Linked DNA regions of Homo sapiens: all the other regions are linked to region 1. Evidence: chromatin contacts called from ENCODE Hi-C or POLR2A ChIA-PET data. All regions are on one chromosome and are shown on one strand. Each heading gives the region's core, a stretch centred on a gene start or an enhancer-like site at or near the end of the contact. The rest is flanking DNA. Distances are from core to core; before and after follow the strand shown. Region 1 overlaps CHST11 (carbohydrate sulfotransferase 11). Region 2 holds the start of NOPCHAP1 (NOP protein chaperone 1). Region 3 overlaps CHST11 (carbohydrate sulfotransferase 11).

Region 1 (2,612 bases), core at 38-2,537:
CCTGTGTTCTGAACCACTCTGCTCTGCTGCCCCTTGATGGAAACAGCCACATAGTAAAGAACTCTATTTTTTTCATGAGAAAAAACTTTTAACTGTGAATATTAATTGCTTGTCCCTTAAGAGCAGCTGTGGGTCAAGTGACACAGTAAGTTCTTTGCAGACTTCATCCCTTTAAACCTCATAAGAGCCAGTGAGGTTTGTGCTCTCTCAGCTCCCACTTTACTGATGAGGAGACTGAGGCCAGGAGAGTGAATCTTACTGACCCCAGATCATGGGGCTGGTCAGGGCCATTGCCAAATTTTACATCCAGATTGGTCTGCCTGACTCCAGAGTCTGATCTCCAGCCTGTGCTGATGAGCTTGCTCATCTCCGCAGAGTTCCAGACATCCTAGGGAGAGTAAACCTTTGTTCCATCAAAGCAAATACTCTCCATTTTTGTTCAGTATTTATTGAATGAGATCAGGGAGACACTGATTTTCTGTAAAAATTGTATCCTGAAATCAATGTATTTAGTTTCTACCACTTAGTTTTAGTAGGGTCACTGGCCTTTAAAGAAAAAAATGCAAAGACTTTTCCCAGTTCTTGCCTCACTTTTCTTTAATGAGCTCTGAAATCAGGCCAGCCCAGGGGGACCTATCCCACGTTCCCTATTCTGGATAATAAAATGGGTCACTCACTTCTTTTTAGTTTTATAATTTCCATTGATCATAAATCTACATGTGTTGTCAAAATACTCCTCTGAGGTTGATGGAAGGTAGCAAAGATGGTTTTTCTATTTCATAGGAATGTTATGGCACCACACAGATGACACTCCCTGCCCTCTCACTCTGCCCTGGAATCCATCCCTGCACCTCCAACAAGGGCTGCTGGGTGGATAGAAGGAGAAAATCCCTCTTTTTGCTCTGCTGTCCAGCAGCACAACAAAAAGGCATATTTGGGTTCCAGTCTTTGCTCTGCTGCTTTCTGGGAGTGGGTGGATGAGCTCTCATCTCTGGGCCTCAGTTTTGCCATCTGAAAATCAGAGGGTGGTATCAGATAATCACAAAGGTATTTTGTAACTCTGAAGTTCTGGGTTCTAAGGACTCTGAGATGCAAAATTATTTGAAAGCTCTACAGGCAGAAGAATATTAATACCTCTGATGTCATGCAATTGAGGGTGTCTTATTCACCTCTGGGCCCCGGGTCTGTGTCCCTGCCATTGTGTGTGACTCTGTTCCTGGATATCTGTATCTTCATGTCCTCGGCCATGGCCTAAGAAGCCGCAGAGATGTCTGACTTCCTCAGTGAACAGCAGATGGATGGATTTAGACGTGCTTGTCCCTCTAGCACTCCACGATGGTCTTCCTGTTCCACTTTCACTATGATTGAGAATGGGCCGTCCTTCTTGAAAGAGGAAAAAGGCAGTGAAGTGATAAACAAAATCTTCTTAGTACTCTGCAAAGATGTTCATGTGTTGCCACAAAGCTAATCACCCTTTTCTGAATTCTGCAAGTATTGGGCACCAAGTGCCTGGGACACTGAGATACCTGGGCCTTATCCCAGCTGCCCTGGAGGGAGGGCATGAGTTGAGCTCACATTGTTCATAGTGACATTAACTATGATCAGGATGGAGCAGGTTGAGGCAAAGGGGTGAAGGTAAAGGTGGTGGAAATGGCTCCGTTGGGGCCCCAGGCTTGGTGGTGGTGGTTACTGGGGAGAGAACGAGGGTGTCTTCCAGGCAGGGGTAGGAGGAGGGCTTTGGAGCCCCATCTGCAGAACTAGCTCCACCTCTCTCTTGGGGGAGGACCAGCCTTCCTCTCACTGGAAGCATGCAACATGCAGAAACGAAAGGCCCAGAGCATGGCTCATGCGTGCCTTTGGAACAATGGAGAAATCGGGTATTGTTAAAACATGCTGCTTGACTAAGAAATAAATGGACCTCTTTGGGTGCCTCTCAATTCATAGTTCAGTTACTGTGAAATTCCATGAATCCTTTACAGTCTGTTAATACATATTAATAGCTAATCTTGATATTGCCAGAAAATTGCTCTTCAGACCTCCAATTTGCTTAACAGCTGCCAATCTAAGTTGCCGCCAATTGCCTCTATCGGTCTTCTGTGTCAGTGAGATATTAAGTCGCCATGAGCCAGGCATTTTGCACAGATGACAAATGTGTTTGGCGTTCACTGCAGAACCCGCTCATGTAAAAGCGACGCTCAATCATCAGTTCTCAAAGTGAAACAGAGACCACCAGCCTCAGAATTGGCCTGATAGAATCATCACGGGGCAGCGATCAAGAGCAGGTTCCCAGGACAGCCCGACCCACTGAACCAGAATTACTCAGGGTGGTGTCTGGGAACCCGCATTGCATCAGATTCCCGCTGTGATTCTTACATACACTGAACATTGAGAAATGCTGTCAGGTGAAAGGCAAAGCAACATTCCTGCTATCCTGCCCCCGGCACTTGGGAAACCACCCTCTGTAAGGTTTACAGTAGCTACTTCCTGAGTGCCTACTATGTGCCAGGTACCATGCTATGTGCTTTCCTTGTGGGCTCTCATCTAATCCTCAAAATGACCCTGAGAAGTAGACTTTATTGTTGTCCCCATTTTGCAGATGAGGAAACTAAGGC
Region 2 (2,612 bases), core at 76-2,575, 250 kb after region 1:
GTAAAGGAGTTGAATAGTCATTTCTCCAAAGAAGATATATAAATGGCCAACAAGCCCATGAAAAGGTGTTCAGCATCACTAAATCATTAGAGAAATGCAAACCAAAACTTCAAGATATCACTTCACACTCACTGGGATGCTCACTGTCAAAAAGAAAGAAGCAACCAAACAGAAAAAGGAAATATTGACAAGGATGTGGAGAAATTGGAACTCTTGTGCACTGTGGGAATGTAAAATGGTGCAGCCACTATGAAAAACTATACGGAGGCTTCACAAAAACCTAAAAAGTAGAATTACCCTATTATCCAGTAATCCCATGTCTGGGTATGTATCCCAAAGCATTGAAAAGCAGGGTCTCTAAGAGATATTTGTACCACCATGTTCATTGCAGCAGCGTTCACAATGACCACGAGGTGGAAGCAACCAGCACGCCTGTTGAGAGATCAATGGTAAGAAAATGTGGTATATACATACAATGGCATATTATTCAGGCTTAAAAAAGAAGAGAATCCTGTTATGTGCTACAACATGTCTAAACCTTGAGGGTATTATTTTAAGTGAAATTAGTAACAAAAAGGCAAGTACTGTATGATTCCACCTACATAATGTATCTGAAGTAGTCAAGCTCATAGTAACAGAAAGTAGAACGATGGTAGCTGGGCATGATGGCTCACGCCTGTAATCCCAGCACTTTGGGAGGCCAAGGTGGGTGGATCTCCCGAGGTCAGGAAATCAAGATCAGCCCGGCCAACATGGTGAAAACCCGTCTCTATACAAAAATACAAAAATTAGCCGGGCGTGGTAGTGTGCACCTGTAATCTTAGCTACTTGGGAGGCTGAGGCACCAGCCTGGGCGACAGAGCAAGGCTGTTTCAAAAAGAAAGAAACAAAGAAGAAAGTAGAATGGTGGTTACCAAGGGACTGGAGTAGGGGTAAATGGGTATAAGGTTTCAGTTTTGCAAGATGAAAATGATCTAGAGGTCTGCCACCACTGAATTGTACAACTAAAAATGGTTAAGATGGTAGATTTTGTTACGTGTTTTTTCACCAATTAAAAAAAAATTTAATAAAAAAGGATAAAGAGGAGGGAAGCCTAATGTTATGCTCTTTATGCCCGAATTTGGCGAAATCGAGCCTTGCCCGCTGTTTTTTCCTATGACAGTGTCTGAACCTTTCTTTTTCCCAGGAGTAGGAATGGCCCCTGCTCCCGCGCAGCCTCCAGGCTGCACCACGCTCGCCCCGCCTCTCTCTCCGCTCCTTACTCCGCCCACCGCAGTTTCCTCCAATCGCGGCCCTCTCCCCGCCCCCTTACCCGAGCCTTTTTCCTGCATCCGGGCCTGAGAGTGCAGGCTTGAGGGAAGCATGGAGGTCCATGGCAAGCCCAAGGCTAGCCCGAGTTGTTCGTCGCCCACCCGGGATTCCTCAGGAGTCCCAGTGTCCAAGGAGCTGCTGACGGCGGGAAGCGACGGCCGCGGAGGTGACGGACGGGTGACGGCGGCATGGGCCGCACACGTGCGGCAGAGGAGGCGCGGCCGGTGCAGTTTGGGAGCCGGCCGGTGGCTCCCTGCCCGGGCTCCGTACCCTCGAGGGGAGCCCCGGGGACTGCTGCGGGGCTCCGGCGTGCCCTGCCCGCGGCAGGGGTGGGGGCTTTGGGGCGGGCACCCGGCTGCGGGCCCGGAATGGTTTCCCCAGCTAGTGGTTCTTATATTCTGCAAGGTAGTGAGCGCCCACCCTGCCAGGCGCCGCTGCCAGGCATCTGCCCTGCCCTGGAAGCTGGGAAGCTCTCGAGTTCTTTTGGGGAAGGGAGGGCTTTTGGTTTGGCTGCCTGGGTCGGAGCAGTTGGCTGATAGGGGGAAGCGGAGTAATATTATGCTAACAGTCCCTACCTCTTTCACACCCACACAGACCACCCCTTAGTGCTGCTGTCTTGTAGAGGGAGACATGCATCCAGGAAATCCACACAGCATTTCAGACACTATAGGTAGAATTTAAAAGCACGAGTTCGAATCCCAGCTCCACTAGTAATTAACTGGTGGGACTTAGAGTTATTTTCATTCCCTAAGCCTCAGTTTTTGCATTTGGAAAATGGTGATAGTAGTAATGCCTGTAGAATTTTTGTGAGGAGGAGAATGCCTAAAAAGGCTTGGGCATGTTGTCAGTAAATACTAGCTTGAAGAAAAGGTTTTGTGAGAACCCAGAGATTCCGAAGGAAGTATAATAATGATAACCAAAGCTTATGTAGTCCTTACTATGTATGCCCCAGAAACTAACTCATCTAATCCTCACAACAACCCTTTGCAGAAAATCTGTTATCTCTGTTTTATAGTTGAGGAACCTGAGACATGATTTATCATACAGGTAATTTACCTTCTGGAGATCATGTGGCTAGAAAGTAGCAAAACTGGGACTTGAATTCAAGTAGTCTGGCTCCAGACTCTGTGCTCTGATCACGAATCCAGTAGGCCTTAAGTAGTAGGCATTCAATGGATGTTTGTTGCGGCTCTGCTTTGCAGGTGAACAGGATTTGTTTTTTAACCAGAGAGTTAAGGGATTTTCCGGGTATTAGAAATAGGGTGTGCAAAGCCTTGAGTTTTGTACGTTCCCCTCTTGGA
Region 3 (2,612 bases), core at 76-2,575, 140 kb before region 1:
CAAATTTTATGGGTAACATATGGTGTCATGGGAAAAGCTATATCTGAAGTCACCGCCCCTGTGGATGGAAGGTCCATGGACTGCGTCTGTCCTGTTCACTGTTGGCTCCTCAGTACCTAACACAGGGCTCTCAAATACTTGTGATTCAAAACATGAAAGTCCAGGTTCAAATCCCGGCTTCATCTCTAACTAGTTGTGCAACCCTGAATATATGATGAGTTATCTTTAGGGGTCAGTTTTCCTACCTAAAACTCTCCCTGGAATGTTGGGAGGATGAAATAATTCTGATGTGTCAGGGGCTCTGTCAGTATGATTTGTCATTTTTGTGGTCAGGAGGGTGGCTTCCATATCAGAAGCCTTGACTTAGGAGTCAGACCTGGGTTCAAAGCCTAGTTTCATCATTTCTTAGCTATGTGACTATGGGGTGTTTACTTAACCTCTCTGAGATTTCTTTCCTTGATTTATAATGTGGCATGAGCAATACCTGCCTTGCAGTGTTGCATGTGGTGATGTGTCTTGCTTGGAGCTTCCTGTGGAGTTTGCTCCTTCATGGGTTCATTCACTCCTTTTTTTCATTCATTTCTTCATGTGCTGTTACATGTACCTAGGAACATATAGCTTAGTAGCTTAGCAGCTTAGCACTAGGCGCTGGGCACAAAAGGGTGGAGAGGGTGTGTGCTTAGCCTTTTGTGGCTGGTAACTCTGGGCCCAGAGTTGAGGGGAATGATTTGACTGGCGAGGCAGACTCTGCTTGGTCCCATTGTAAACCAGTCATAGAAGAGATGCCTGTCCTGGGTAGGGGCCCTCTCTTCCTTCCGGTAGTGTTCTGAGCATTGTCTGGATGACAGGCCTATTGAGCAGTAGCCTGGGACTTGGGAGGGAAACTAGGGCTGGAGAGCAGCTCTGGGAGGCATTGGGGAGGGCGTAGGTGGATGAGTCACCATCCTCCCTCAAGGACGTCTTGGGCAAGTTGTCTGGCCCCATTAGCCAGCAACCAGGGAAATGTAGCTGCAGGAAAATCACCTCGTTTCCTCGGGATGTTTTTTCTTAGGCTGGTTTCCTTTACAAGCTGCAATTATGTTCCATCCCACGCAAGTTCAGTAAGTGGCACTTTTCAGAGAAACTGTCTTGGTGATCATTTGGGCTGCTGTGGGCCAGGGAGTTGAGGAGAGAAGGGAGTGAGAGCTTCTACTGAGTTTAGTTGGTTTTGTGTCCATGAGCCATTTACAAACTTTGCACCTGATTGGGCTCAGTTGCAGTTTCTTGTATTTCCCTACCAGCCAAGCTGTTGAAGCTGCTGAGCCCGGAATGATGTTATCACTGAGGCAGATGACAAACCCTCTAGTTGCTAGAAACCAAACTGCTCCCCGAGCTGGTGTTTCCGTTTTTTGTACTGACTGCTTATTTGGGCTTGATATATAATGGTGAAAACAGGAACTGTTTATTTTAGGTGATAAGAAACCAACATTATGACAAGAAGATGTCATCTTAGTTACTCTGTTACCAGTACCATAGGCCAGATACTATCTAGATGCTTATAAACATCTTATCTAATCCTTGTAATAATAAGCCCCAAGCTAGGTTTTATATCCCCATTTTATGGATGGGGGAACTGAGGCCAATAACTTCATATAACTTATCCAAGGCCACAAAACTAGTAATAAACAGAGTGAAATTCAACCCAAAAACAAACTACAAATCCAAATTTCTTTACCTCTATGCTGTCTGTACTTGCTGTTACTAGCAAAGTTCTCTTGGTGGGAGTTACCCCATCCCCTCTCCAAAAAAAAAAAAAAAAAAAAAATCAAACCCAGATTTTCACTGGACAAAGGGTTGGGAAAATTGGGAAATTTTGGCTATAATCTGGGAAAACTGGCTATAATATGGGGAAATTGGCTATAATCTGATTTGAGTGTACAGAGTTTTTTATTTTAGTGTCCAAGATTTCTTATTTTAGTGCCTTGCAAACCCCTAACCAATAAAACAACAACGGGGTCAGGAGATCGAGACCATCCTGGCTAACACGGCGAAACCCCGCCTCCACTAAAAATACAAAAAATTCTATGGGCGTGGTGGCGGGCGCCTACAGTCCCAGCTTCTCCGGAGGCTGAGGCAGGAGAATGGCGTGAGCCCGGGAGGCGGAGCTTGCAGTGGGCGGAGATTGCGCCACTGCAGTCCAGCCTGGGCGAAAGAGCCAGACTCCGTCTCAAAAAAATAAAAAATAAAAAAAAAAGTTTGGAGTTGATATTCTTAGAAAAACTGTACTCTGATGTCTTATAATTTTCCTGGTTCTCTGCTGTTTCCTTGGCCCCAAAATAAAATGTAATTGCCGATCAGATCAGCTGGAATCAAGTCACCGAAAGTTCAGGAGGTGTCAACTGCATATTTGTGGGCCGAGCACATCTGCGGGCCGCTCTGGCTCAGTTCAGAGGCACAGGGCAGAGCTGCATTGTCAGCCATTAATAGGGCCTAATTTCCCCTAAATGCCAGCTAGGGCGAGACAGCTTGTCCTTCTGCCCCGCCCACCTCCTGGTCCTCTCGTGGGTTCCCTGAAATCTTCACAACATCATCATGTGGTTCAGCCCTGCCCTGCTTGGTTCTTTCTTTAGCAT

The links. A loop is a pair of places that touch in the nucleus more often than their neighbours do. ChIA-PET counts read pairs that join two places held with the same protein, here RNA polymerase II (POLR2A). Pooled maps may share reads with other maps.
Region 2: a map with no recorded cell type shows a loop between it and region 1 (3-fold over the local background). The contact joins the promoter of NOPCHAP1 here to the enhancer-like site in region 1. A Hi-C loop is called at or near these places in 5 of 37 single-sample maps with no recorded cell type and 5 of 50 pooled maps.
Region 3: a pooled map shows a loop between it and region 1 (3-fold over the local background). The contact joins two enhancer-like sites. A Hi-C loop is called at or near these places in 3 of 50 pooled maps. POLR2A ChIA-PET finds 5 or more read pairs at or near these places in 3 of 52 experiments (AG04450, H1 and MCF 10A).

The regions. Positions count from the first base shown.
Region 1 is chr12:104,739,569-104,742,180 of GRCh38, forward strand. All of the region lies in intron 2 of CHST11 (carbohydrate sulfotransferase 11), which reads left to right. Among named protein-coding and RNA genes, the nearest start is that of MIR3922, 150 kb to the left of the region's middle. RefSeq lists an enhancer at 1,425-1,474. Within about 2 kb of position 1,288, at least 11 of the 41 ENCODE cell types and tissues checked have a DNase peak (open chromatin) inside an H3K27ac peak, as active enhancers do.
Region 2 is chr12:104,984,991-104,987,602 of GRCh38, forward strand. It overlaps NOPCHAP1 (NOP protein chaperone 1), which reads left to right and starts at 1,326. Exons shown (of 4, transcript NM_152318.3): 1 at 1,326-1,477. The coding sequence starts at 1,363. It overlaps LOC105369952 (a long non-coding RNA gene), which reads right to left and starts at 1,380. Exons shown (of 2, transcript XR_007063436.1): 1 at 1,313-1,380. RefSeq lists enhancers at 980-1,492, 1,493-2,003 and a silencer at 1,556-1,805.
Region 3 is chr12:104,603,371-104,605,982 of GRCh38, forward strand. All of the region lies in intron 2 of CHST11 (carbohydrate sulfotransferase 11), which reads left to right. Among named protein-coding and RNA genes, the nearest start is that of MIR3922, 13 kb to the left of the region's middle. RefSeq lists enhancers at 133-760, 761-1,387, 1,809-2,396, 2,397-2,612. Within about 2 kb of position 1,326, at least 34 of the 41 ENCODE cell types and tissues checked have a DNase peak (open chromatin) inside an H3K27ac peak, as active enhancers do.